Linked DNA regions of Homo sapiens: region 1 is linked to region 2. Evidence: chromatin contacts called from ENCODE Hi-C or POLR2A ChIA-PET data. All regions are on one chromosome and are shown on one strand. Each heading gives the region's core, a stretch centred on a gene start or an enhancer-like site at or near the end of the contact. The rest is flanking DNA. Distances are from core to core; before and after follow the strand shown. Region 1 holds the start of HSD17B1-AS1 (HSD17B1 antisense RNA 1). Region 2 holds the start of RAMP2-AS1 (RAMP2 antisense RNA 1).

Region 1 (6,342 bases), core at 232-2,731, 210 kb before region 2:
AGGAGCCTTCTCCGCCCTGCGTTGAAACCAACATGTTCCCAGGCCCAGGGAGCACGAGGGGACAGGCCGTGCTGAGGGTGATGCTGAGGCGGGCTGGTCGGGCCTCTTGTCTCCGCAGTGTGTAACGCAGGCCTGGGCCTGCTGGGGCCGCTGGAGGCGCTGGGGGAGGACGCCGTGGCCTCTGTGCTGGACGTGAATGTAGTAGGGACTGTGCGGATGCTGCAGGCCTTCCTGCCAGACATGAAGAGGCGCGGTTCGGGACGCGTGTTGGTGACCGGGAGCGTGGGAGGATTGATGGGTGAGTGGTAGGGAGTGGCCTCGGCAGCTCCAGATTCTTTGTGTGCGGAGCTGAGCCTTGAAGGCAGGTTCCGCGGGGGGGGTGGAGTGGGGTGCCGTCAGCTTGGAGGGGCACCGTCTGCCCGGGGATGACCCCCTGGCCGCTGCGCCTCAGGAACCTCGTCTCCCCACCTAAGGGCTGCCTTTCAATGACGTTTATTGCGCCAGCAAGTTCGCGCTCGAAGGCTTATGCGAGAGTCTGGCGGTTCTGCTGCTGCCCTTTGGGGTCCAGTGAGTCAACACCCCCGTTCCCCGAACCCTCTTAACTCTGACCTAGAGACGCCGAGCACCCTGTCCTGCGGGAGCCGCTCTGGGGCGATCTCCCTGGCCCTCTCTGCCCGGCTCACATTAGCTGTGTGCCAGGCACTTGGGCTGGGCGCATGGCACGCATTGTGCCACCTGCTGACCTAGCTGCTGAAGTGTTGGTATTGTTATGGGGAAGCTCCAGCCCAGAGAGGTTAGGTGACTGGCCCAAGGTCACACAGCGGCCAGGGACCCCGCTAGATTCGAATCCTGACACCAGGGCTCCCTTGTAGCCTCAGATGGATTTGGGAGGGCTGCTCCGGCAGGAACCCGCGTTTCAAATGTTCTGGTTATCCCCAGCGCCCTTTCCGCCTCACTTCCCAGCGCAGCGGTGCTGCTCGCGGTCGGGGGCCGGGACGTGGTTGGGGCTGGGACTGGGGTTGGGGCTGGGACTGGGGCCTGGCTGGCGTCCGCCCCCTCCCACTCGTTGCTCTCCGGCCAGCAGCTTGAGCCTGATCGAGTGCGGCCCAGTGCACACCGCCTTCATGGAGAAGGTGTTGGGCAGCCCAGAGGAGGTGCTGGACCGCACGGACATCCACACCTTCCACCGCTTCTACCAATACCTCGCCCACAGCAAGCAAGTCTTTCGCGAGGCGGCGCAGAACCCTGAGGAGGTGGCGGAGGTGAGCGCCGGGCTGGACTCCAGGAGTGGGGGCGGTGCGTCCTCCGGCGCGCAGCGGTGGCCACAGCTCTCCTCCCGCCGCCGCAGGTCTTCCTCACCGCTTTGCGCGCCCCGAAGCCGACCCTGCGCTACTTCACCACCGAGCGCTTCCTGCCCCTGCTGCGGATGCGCCTGGACGACCCCAGCGGCTCCAACTACGTCACCGCCATGCACCGGGAAGTGTTCGGCGACGTTCCGGCAAAGGCCGAGGCTGGGGCCGAGGCTGGGGGCGGGGCCGGGCCTGGGGCAGAGGACGAGGCCGGGCGCGGTGCGGTGGGGGACCCTGAGCTCGGCGATCCTCCGGCCGCCCCGCAGTAAAGGCTTCCTCAGCCGCTGTCTCCCGCGCCCTTCTTTGTCCCCTGGGTCTGTGTGGTCCCTGGGGATGGGGCGGCGGTAGCAGCTGTGGGTGGCTAATTAAGATAGATCGCGTTAGCCAGTTTTACCAGCGCAGCTAGGCGCGATGGCTGTCGCCTGTAATGCCAGCGCTTTGGGAGGCGGAGGCAGGAGGATCGCTCAAGCCCCGGAGTTGGAGACCAGCCAGAGCAACACAGTGAGACCCCCATCTCTACAAAAATAAAGAAAATTTAAAAATCAGCACAGTGGCACCATTCCTTGAGCCCAGGAGTTGGAGGGTGCAGTGAGCATGATGGGGCCACTGCACTCCAGCCTGGGTGACAGAGTGAGACCCTGTCAATTAATCAAATGAACCAACCAACCGAAAAACTCAGAAACCAAGGTCCAGAAAGAAGCCAGCCCAGGATCACACCTCAAGTCCATATTAAAGGCCAGACACAGTCTCTGGATAACCAAGGGGCATCTGCAGGAGGAGTTAGGTGGGAATTGGCTTGGGGTAGAGTCAGGTTGTGACTTGGACCCCATTAGCCATGAGACCTCAGGCAAGTTCCTTGCTTTCTCTCAGTCTTTCTTTTCTTTCTTTCTTTCTTTTTTTTTTATTTTCTGAGACAGAGTTTCGCTCTTGTTGCCTAGGCTGGAGTGCAATGGGGCAATCTCGGCTCACCACAATCTCCGCTTCCCAGATTCAAGTGATTCTCCTGCCTCAGCCTCCCAAGTAGCTGGGATACCGGCTAATTTTGTATGTTCGGTAGAGACGGGGTTTCTCCATGTTGGTCAGGCTGGTCTCAAACTCTCGACCTTAGGTGATCCGCCCGCCTCGGCCTCTCAGATTGCTGGGCATACAGGCATGAGCCACCGCGACCGGCCCTCTGAGTCTTTCTTATCTGTAAAATGGGTATAATAATACCTATCTAATCGGTTTTAGTAATGGTGGAGATAATGCCTGAAAGTGCTAGTATAGAGGTTTAATAGCCAGCAAGGACTGTTATTAGAATGAATAGTAATATGACTACTGTCACATTTTGCAAATGTGTAAAGAAGAAAGAGGGCTAAGTGAATCAAAGGGAGACAGCCCCACTCACCCTGTTCTGCCCCAGAGGACTGAGCGATCCCCACCATCTGGCAAGCTGCCTCACCAGGAGGTCCAGCTGGGGCTACAGGACTGGCTACTTTGCTACAATGGCCCGTCTTTCCTGAGCCCAGTGGAGGGTCCCAGGGGGGCAGGAGTCATTGATAGGGGCCAGTAGGGTTGTAGAGCCACTGTCTGAACTTCTGTGGAGGTCTGGTGCAGGGGAGGTGTGAACAGATAGGAGGCTAGGTGAGGATGCAGCAGAGGAAGGGGGCAGGAGTGCCCCAGGAGGGGGCGGTACCGAGGCAGGGATTCAGCTGGGTCTGAGAGGGAGGCAAGGCTGAGGGGGATGGCCCTTTGGAGTGGGCAGGGACATGACCACAGAAAGCCTGGGAAGTGGAAACAGACAGGAGCCTGTTGGAGCTCTTGGAGCTTTGTGTGGGGCACTGGGGGAAGGAGGCAGGCACTCCACCCTGACCTGCCCCTACCTCGGATGAGGGTCTTCTCTGCCTGTTGGATGATGTGCTGCCCCTGCTCTTGGAGGAAGAGGCCTCCCAGCCACCCCCTCCTGCCAGTCGCCCTGACCTGCTGACCCAGACAGATCTGCTATCCCTACAGCATCCAGGAAGGCCACAGGGAGGGGGCCCAGGTGGCATGGGTTTCTGAGGCCTGGGATCTGCTCTCAGTCCCGCTCTCGCCAACCCCCTTTGCCCCTCTGTGACAGTGTGTGTACATATGCGTGCATGTGTGTACCTGTGTGGTGTGGCTCACAAGGTCACCCCTGGGGGTGGGATAATAAGAGGTAAAGTGTGACCCCCTCTCTTCCGTACATTCATTTTTTCAAGCTTGTGAATATTCACATTGTTAATATAATCTTCTGCAGTCCCATGACTTCGAATAGCACTTAGATGCCGATGACCCCCCCACCAAAGAAACCCCACTGTCTCCCACAGACTCCAGGTCTGTATCTCCAACTGCCTACTCAATACAACACGTCCACCTGATGCAATGAACTTAATGTGTCTAAACCCCAATTCCACATTTCCAGTCCTCCTACCGGCTCCTCCCCCAGTCTTCTCTACTTTACTGTATGACAACTCCATTTTTCCCAATACTGGTTTTAAAAACCCTGGAGTAGTCCTTGACTCCAGTCTCTCTCACCTTTCAACCAATTCAGCAGCAAATACTGACAGCTCTACCTTTGCTCATCAAAGCATATTCCAAAATCACCCTATTCGAGACTGCACACTGTCATCTTTCCCTTCAATTACAGCAGTAGCCTCCTAACTAGTTTTCTTGATTCCACTCTTGCCCATCAGCAGTAAAATTAGCACAGTGCATTTAAAATGATCTTTTAAAAATGACAGGGCCGGGCGTGATGGCTCATGCCTATAATCACAGCACTTTGTGAGGCTGAGGCGGACGTTATTGCTTGAGGTCAGGAGTTTGAGACCAACCTGGCCAATATGGTGAAACCCTGTGTCTACTAAAAATATAAAAATTAGCCAGGCATGGTGGTGGGCGCCTGTAATCGCAGCTGCTCCAGAGGCTGACAAAGGAGAATCTCTTGAACCAGGGAGGTGGAGGCTGCAGTGAGCCAAGATTGGGACACTGCACTCCAGCCTGGGCAACAGAGACTTTGTCTCAAAAAAATAAAAATTGGCCGGGCGTGGTGGCTCATGCCTGTAATCCCAGCACTTTGGGAGGCCGAGGCGGGTGGATCACCTGAGGTCAGGAGTTCAAGACCAGCCTGGCCAACAGGGTGAAACCTTGTCTCTACTAAAAACCCAAAAAATTAGCCAGGCGTGGTGGCACGTGCCTGTAATCCCAGCTACTCAGGCGGCTGAGGCAGGGGAATTGCTTGAACCCCGGAGGCGTACGCTGCAGTGAGTGGAGATTGCGCCATTGTACTCTAGCCTGGGCAACAAGAGTGAAACTCCATCTCAAAATAATAATAATAAAATTAAAAAAAATTTAAAATAAAAAAGGGAGCCTGGGCAACAAAGTGAGACCCCGTCTCTACGAAAAAACAAAAAAAATAGTTGGGTGTGGTTGCACACATCTGTAGTCCCAGCTTCTTGGGAGGCTGACATGGGAAGACTGTTTGAGCCCAGGAGGTTGAGGCCACAGTAAGCTGTGGGCACACCACTGCATTCCAGCCTGGGCAAGAGAGGGAGACCCTGTCTCATAAAAGAAAGAAAGAGGCCAGGTGTGGTGGCTACGCCTGTAATCCCAACACTTTGGGAGCCCAAGGCCGGTGAATCACTTGAGATCAGGAGTTCGAGACCAGCCTGGCCAACATGGTAAAACCCCGTCTCTACTAAAAATACAAAAATTAGCTGGGCGTGGTAGTTTGTGCCTGTAATCCCAGCTACTCGGGAGGCTGAGGCAGGAGAATCGCTTGAACCCGGGAGACGAAGGTTGCAGTGAGCTGAGATTTCTCCACTGCACTCCAGCCTGGGTAAAGAGTGAGACTCGGCCGGGTGCGGTGGCTCATGTCTTTAATCCCAGCACTTTGGGAGGCCGAGGCGGGTGGATCACCTGAGGTCAGGAGTTCAAGACCAGCCTGGCCAACCTGGTGAAAGCCTGTCTCTACTAAAAATAGAAAAATTAGCTGGGCGTGGTGGTGGGTGCCTGTAATCCCAGCTACTCAGGAGGCTGAAGCAGGAGAATCACTTGAACCTGGGAGGCAGAGGTTGCAGTGAGCCGAGATCATGCCGTTGCACTCCAACCTGGGTGACAGTGAGACTCTGTCTTAAAACAAAACAAAAGAAGCAAAGTTTATTTTGCTCAGAGCTTCACAGTTTTAGGGGCTGGAAAGTGCAAGAACTTCATGCAGTATCTGGCAAAGGGCTGTCCCAGGATGGAAGGGCAGAAGGTGGAAGCAAATGAGAGACACGAAATTGGGCCAAATGTCGTCCATCCATCAGGAGCCACTCCCATGATAACAGTATTTATCTATTCAAGAGGGCAGAGCCCTCATGATCTAATTATCTTTTTTTTTTTTCTCCTGCCTCGGCCTCTTGAGAAGCTGGGATTTTAGGCGCATGCCACCACACCCCGCTAATTTTTGTACTTTTAGTAGAGACGGGGTTTCACCACGTTGGTTGGGCTGGTCGCAAACTCCTGATCTCAGGTGATCCACCTGAGATCCACCACTTTGGCTTCCCAAAGTGCTGAGATTACAGGAGTGAGCCACCTCGCCCAGCTGACCTAATTACCTCTTAAAGGCCCCACCCTGCCCAGTGCAGTGGCTCAGGCCTGTAATCCCAACACTTTGGGAGGCTGAAGTGGGAGGACTGCTTGAGTTCAGGAGTTGGAAACCAGCCCAGGCAACACAGCAAGATCCTGTCTGTATGAAAAAAAAAATTTTTTTTTTAATTAGCCAGGTGTGGTGGCACACATCTGTAGTTCCAGCTGCTCAGGAGGCCAAGGCAGAGGACTGCTTGAGCCCAGGCAGTTGAGGCTGCTGTGAGCCATGATCAACCCACTGCACTCCAGCCTGGGGGACAAGAGTGAGACCCTGTCTCAAAGAGAAAAAAAGTCCCATCTCTTAAGACAGTAGCAATTGAATTTTTTATTTCAACATGAGTTGTGGCAGGGACATTCGAACCATAGC
Region 2 (6,162 bases), core at 1,695-4,194:
ATTTTTTAATAGCAAAAGCAGAAAGGGGCTTAGAAAGGGAATGTGAGGGCCCTCAGGAGTGGAAAACAGGGGACTTCCCATGACGAAACTAGCTTCTGTTCCTAATACGGCCCTTCCTCTACCCATTGCTACAGATCATCAGATCGTGGGACTATCTCCTATGGCTACATGGAAAAGAAAGGTGAGGTCTCCTGTCCCTATTCATCTCCAAAGACCCCCAAAGTAAACCCTCAGTTACCCGGATGCTCTCAGAGGTCGATAAAAACATTCAAACATCCAACTGGCATGGAAAAGTGGAAGAGGAAAATCAAAACGAGAGAAAATTCCCAGATTCTCCAATTAGACAGTTTGGACACCTGAGCTCAGGAATGACTACAATAAGTTCTCCTTTGGAGGTCTCAACATCATGATGCAAACTTAACCCCAACCCTAGGCTAAAAATAAAACTTCCCAAGGGCCAGGTGCAGTGGTTCATGCCTGGAATCCCAACACTTTAAGAGACTGATGCAGGAAGATTGCTTGAAGCCAGGAGTTCGAGACCAGCCTCGGCAAAAAAGCAAGACCCCCATATCTACAAAAAATATGCCTGCTGTCCTAGCTACTTGGGAGACTGAACCAGGAGGATCTCTTGAGCCTAGAAGCTCAAGACTGCAGCATGCCATGATTCTTCCACCGCACTCCAATGTGGGCAACAGAGTGAGCCCCTGTTCCTAAAAAGTAAAGTAAGATAAAAATAAAATAGGAACTTCCTACCAAGTTACCTATATTTTCTTTTTTGATCTTAAGGCCATTTTACATATGAAAATCTTGAGCTCCAGAGATGTGAAATAACCTGCTCAAGTTACTTGCAGTAAGACAGAGGCAGAACCTACCTTCAGAATCCTCATCAGTTTTTTTCTTTCATCCGTTATGATTATCCATTATCATTATGCCATATTGTCCTTTTTTTTTTTTTTTGAGATAGGGCACAATCACAGCTCTCTGCAGCCTCAACCTCTGGGGCTCAAGTGATCCTCCTGCCTCAGCCTCCCGAGTAGCTGGGACTACAGGTGCACACCACTATGCCAGGCTAATTTTTTAAAAATTTTTTTATAGTTTTTTTTTTGTAGAGACAGGGTTTCACTATGTTGCCCAGGCTCTATTTTAAATCTAACATTTGCTTTTGTCCCCTTTAATCTTGACCCCAACCCCAGTCCTAACCCATAGTGGGCTCATGTGCTTCTGGCCCCAACCCAGTGAAAATGGCTTGTTTTGCTTTCTGCACCTCCTTGCTCCTTCCTCCCATCTTATCACTCAGAAATCTCCCATGCTTCCTTCTTGAAAGGAGCAATCCTAGGCAGGCAGGAAGGACTAGATTTGGTCCCAGCCTGAAATGTCTCAGAGACTGCATGGCTCTTTTCTGCATCATTGTAGAAATGATCCTTACCAGGAGGACTTTGGAGTTCACGTCAAGCAGGCCATTGACTCTCTCCCACTGGATTCTTTGCAAAAGCAGCCTCTTGACCATAGAGGAGGACAACAGGTTATCCGTGCCCATGATCCAAGAGCTTGAGATCCTGAGATGAAGACTTCAGGAGAGATCAGGACAGATAATTTGTGGTGGGCAGGAATCAGTAAACTGGGACAACAGCAGCAGCTGAGTCCAAGGGTCAGTGTCTGGGAGTAATTTAGGAAAGTTTGGTGCTGACAGCTGTGTCTGGGACTTGAACGTCATGGCCAAACCAGCTCCTGGGCTCCTCAGCTGCTTCAGACTAATGAACCTCTGGCCCAGGACACAAGAAGCAGCTGTGGTGTGGCTGAAGTCAGGACCCCCGGAGGCCCAGACTCAGCCTTGCTGCTTCCTTAACAGTGTGACCTTAGATAAGTCACTTAGGAAAAGAGGAAAGGAAACTAGCATTTAGCGAGTGCAGTGCCCTTTCACAGCTGCCATCATACAGTGAGGAGGGGAATGTCCCTATTTCACATGAGAAGTCCTGAAGGTAAACGTGTCATTCAAGGCTCTATAGCTGGGGAGTAAGAAGACAGAATTAGAACCCAGAGCTTCTGAATTCAAATCCCGGGCTGTTGGCCCTGAGCTTTAGCTTCTCGGTCTGTAAAATGGTGTTACACTCACCTGGCACATGAAGTCGCACACTGAAGGTTCTAAAACCCCTCCATTCTTTCTCCCAACCGTGGTCCTGAAGAGCTGTGGCACCTTCTTCCTGGGAACGTAGTCATCGTATTTTGCCCTCCCCACAACAGGTTTGTGGGGTCTAGGCCCCAGGAGGTGTCTGAAGGGAAGGTATTTGGACTTTGCTTTCCCCTCTACCCCACTCCCCAGACCTTCTCCCGACTCCAGAGGGCTGGCTCCCGCTTCTCCTCCCTGGTTTTGGCTGGCGGACTGACATCAGCTGGTATTCCTAGGGATAGGATAAGGAACCCTGAGCTGCATGGCTCAGCTCCAGGCGCCCCTTCCCCCACAACCCAGGACAGCCCCTTAGAAGCAGCGGCGTCGAGAGGCCGCTGGAGCTCCCAGCCCCCTCCCTCTTCTCCACGTCTGGGAGAGCAGCTTGCCGACCCCTCCAGACCCGAAAGAGAGAGGGGGCGACTCGAATTCGGGGAGCGATCCTGGGAGACCCTGGAGAGTCCTGGGCGCCACGCAGCCGAGCCCCCGAAATAGATCCCGGTTCCGGGGTTCCGGGAGCTGTCCAGCCTCGCGGGGTGAGCTACGAGAGGGTGGGCCAACGCCGGCGAGGCGGAGGGAGCCGCGGGCGCCAGGCGCGGGTGAGGCAGCGACTCCCCCTCCAGCCGCGGGCCCCGAGCGTCGCCCCCGCCCCCCACGTGGCCGCCGCCGTCCCAGCCCCTCCGAGGAAGCGGCGCGGCTTCCTGCAGCTTGGGCTGGGGATATAGGCGCCCCCACACCCGGGCCCGGCTCAGCGCCGCCGCCGCTCCTCGCCTCCTTGCTGCACGATGGCCTCGCTCCGGGTGGAGCGCGCCGGCGGCCCGCGTCTCCCTAGGACCCGAGTCGGGCGGCCGGCAGCGCTCCGCCTCCTCCTCCTGCTGGGCGGTGAGCGCGGCGCCCCGAGGCCCGGGCGGGAGGCGCGAGAGGCCCCGGAGGGGAGAGGGGAGAGGGGAGAGGGGCTGGATGGCCGAGGCCGGAACGGGCCCTGGGGTGCGGGTTAGGACCGACGTACCTAGCAGCACTGGCCCTCGGACGGTCCCTGACCCCACCTCGGGGCGGGCGCAGCATGAGCTGCTTCCCACCCAGGGAAAGCTGGGGTGCTGGCCCCGGCCCCTCGAAGAGGGCTTAGGAGGACGGAAGCTGGCCAGAGATGAGGGGGCTTTGGGCCTGGGTGTGAGTGACAAGGAGCTGGTGCCAGCCCCTCCCTCCCCGGCACTGAGGCGTCCGTGGGGGCTAGATTATTCCTCCTTTTCTTCCAAGGTAGCCTATTTTCGGAGGGTCTCAGTCCCCCAACCCCCCTCGCAGGCTCCACTGCCGGGGTCCCCGCTATGTTACCCTCCTCTCCCGTTTCTTCCCACAGCTGTCCTGAATCCCCACGAGGCCCTGGCTCAGCCTCTTCCCACCACAGGCACACCAGGGTCAGAAGGTGGGTACCCAGGGTGTGGAAGGGTGGCCGAGGGTAAGGACGAGAGCAAGTTCAGTGGGGAGGGTTCCTTTCCCACGAGGCCTGCCCAACCCCAGCTGATGCCCCACTACACTCCCCTCTGTTCTTTCTTGGGGTTCCTCGTGGTCTTTCTCCCTGTCCTCCTACAAAGCCCCTGCACGGCTCTGAGCTGCCCACCTCACAAGTGGGCGAGAAGACCCCAGGAAAAGGTGTACGTGGAAGTTCTTATCAGGCTGGGATGGAAAGTGCTTAGCACATGGAAGTCATTATAGGATTCCTGAGCTGGGACTCTGTCCTCAGCCAGAATGTTTTGCTAGGGAAACTTTCTGAAGGGTTCCCACGTTTGAAGACAGGCAGTTCACCTTGCAAGCACCTGGGCAGGAGGGTTTGTAGGGAGGGGTAGGGGTGTGGTCATTGTGTAGCATCTGTACCTACAGGGGGGACGGTGAAGAACTATGAGACAGCTGTCCAATTTTGCTGGAATCATTATAAGGATCAAATGGATCCTATCGAAAAGGATTGGTGCGACTGGGCCATGATTAGCAGGTAGGGGCAGTGATGGAGGGTGGCTCAGGCCAGGGGGTGGACCTGCTCATTGCAGGTAGACCCTGAGTGAGAGTGGGGCACTCTTCTCCCTGGGTCCACCCCCTCTCTCACTCAAGTCCTCTTCTGCCCCTAGGCCTTATAGCACCCTGCGAGATTGCCTGGAGCACTTTGCAGAGTTGTTTGACCTGGGCTTCCCCAATCCCTTGGCAGAGAGGATCATCTTTGAGACTCACCAGATCCACTTTGCCAACTGCTCCCTGGTGCAGCCCACCTTCTCTGACCCCCCAGAGGATGTACTCCTGGCCATGATCATAGCCCCCATCTGCCTCATCCCCTTCCTCATCACTCTTGTAGTATGGAGGAGTAAAGACAGTGAGGCCCAGGCCTAGGGGGCCACGAGCTTCTCAACAACCATGTTACTCCACTTCCCCACCCCCACCAGGCCTCCCTCCTCCCCTCCTACTCCCTTTTCTCACTCTCATCCCCACCACAGATCCCTGGATTGCTGGGAATGGAAGCCAGGTGGGGTCATGGCACAAGTTCTGTAATCTTCAAAATAAAACTTTTTTTTTGTACAATGTCCTTCTCCCCATTTCAGTGGAACCTGTGTCCTTCCCTGCCACTGCCACAGGCCCTCAGCCCTGGGTAGTAGAACTGGAAAAATCTGGATGGCCCATTGTTCTGTTCATTTCACCTGCCCCCCTGCTCCCTGCCTCCATGAAGGTCACACCCCTATATTCTTTCCTCCCAGGCGGGCCTTTCCTGCCTATATCCAAACTCGGCTCCAGGAAACAAGCAGGAAGAGACTCCCTTCCGGTCTGGACAGCAGCTGGGGGCCTGCAACTGGGGAGGTGTGGGGGAAGGGGCAAGGGAGGAATCTCTGCTTGTGACTCCTGCAAGAGGAGCAGGAGGCTGCCCAGGAGCCCTGACTATTCCTCTTCTTCATGCTTCAGTTTACTCACAGGGCCTGGGAAGAGGAACCCTGACTGAGCAACAGGAATCCATTCCTAAGGCCCTCACAATTGAGGGAGAAAGCAGTGGGGGCTTCCTTTACTAGGTTCACCACCCCTCTCCATGTCCCTTGCCCTCATCCTACATTGTCCTGGACTGGGTGTGGCCTGCAGCCTAGCAACACACTGCCCCCTGGTGTCCACTAAAGCCAGCAACCAGAAGACGTATCTGATCTGGAAGAAGCTCAAGGCTGAGGAGCACTGGACCCTGGGGTCAGAAAACTGCCATCTCTACAGCAATCACTAGTTCCTTGTTTGTTTGTTTGTTTGTTTGTTTGTTGAAACAAGGTCTCATTCTGTCACCCAGGCTGGAGTTCAGTGGCACAAACATGGCTCACTGCAGCCTCGACCTCCTGGGCTCAAGGATCCTCCCATCTCAGACTTCCAAGTAGCTGGGACCACAGGCGTGAGCCACCATGCCCAGCTAATTTTTTTTTTTTTTTTTTTTTTTTGAGATGGAGTCTTGCTCCGTCACCCAGGCTGGAGGGCAGTGGCATGCTCTCGGCTAACTGCAAACTCTGCCTCCTGGTTCATGCCATTCTCCTGCCTCAGCCTCCAGAGTAGTTGGGACTACAGGTGCTCGCCACCACGCCCGGCTAATTTTTTGTATTTTTGGTAGAGACAGGGTTTCACTGTGTTATCCAGGATGATCTCGATCTCCTGACCTCATGATCCACCCACCTCGGCCTCCCAAAGTGCTGGGATTACAGGCACGAGCCACCACACCCGGCCTAATTTTTTTTTTAAGTTTTTTTATACAGATGGGGTCTCACCGTGTTGCCCAGGCTAGTCTTGAACTCCTGGCCTCAAGTGCTCCTCCCCAGTCAGTCTCCCAAAGTGCTGGGATTACAAGCATGAGCCTGCTGTGCCTGCACAACCACTAGTTCTTAGCTGGACCCCGCTATCAGCTTCCTGAGACAAACAACACTCTCTTCAGATACCTTCCTACTTTCTAGGATCATACCCAGCCCCTCTCTACAAGTCACCATTGCTGTATATGA

What was found. A loop is a pair of places that touch in the nucleus more often than their neighbours do. ChIA-PET counts read pairs that join two places held with the same protein, here RNA polymerase II (POLR2A). Pooled maps may share reads with other maps.
Region 1: a pooled map shows a loop between it and region 2 (2.7-fold over the local background). The contact joins the promoter of HSD17B1-AS1 here to the promoter of RAMP2-AS1 in region 2. A Hi-C loop is called at or near these places in 1 of 168 maps with a recorded cell type or tissue (GM12878), 19 of 37 single-sample maps with no recorded cell type and 11 of 50 pooled maps. POLR2A ChIA-PET finds 5 or more read pairs at or near these places in 8 of 52 experiments (A549, B cell, HEK293T and 5 more).

The regions. Positions count from the first base shown.
Region 1 is chr17:42,553,321-42,559,662 of GRCh38, forward strand. It overlaps HSD17B1-AS1 (HSD17B1 antisense RNA 1), which reads right to left and starts at 1,482. Exons shown (of 1, transcript NR_144402.1): 1 at 1-1,482. It overlaps HSD17B1 (hydroxysteroid 17-beta dehydrogenase 1), which reads left to right. Exons shown (of 6, transcript NM_000413.4): 3 at 119-298; 4 at 474-567; 5 at 1,085-1,262; 6 at 1,349-1,894. The coding sequence ends at 1,618. RefSeq lists enhancers at 1,247-1,814, 2,630-3,177 and a silencer at 1,464-1,623.
Region 2 is chr17:42,758,313-42,764,474 of GRCh38, forward strand. It overlaps RAMP2-AS1 (RAMP2 antisense RNA 1), which reads right to left and starts at 2,945. Exons shown (of 6, transcript NR_024462.1): 1 at 2,568-2,945; 2 at 2,323-2,399; 3 at 2,114-2,201; 4 at 1,427-1,568. It overlaps RAMP2 (receptor activity modifying protein 2), which reads left to right and starts at 2,915. Exons shown (of 4, transcript NM_005854.3): 1 at 2,915-3,046; 2 at 3,522-3,587; 3 at 4,043-4,151; 4 at 4,285-4,729. The coding sequence starts at 2,950. The coding sequence ends at 4,540. RefSeq lists a silencer at 3,029-3,118.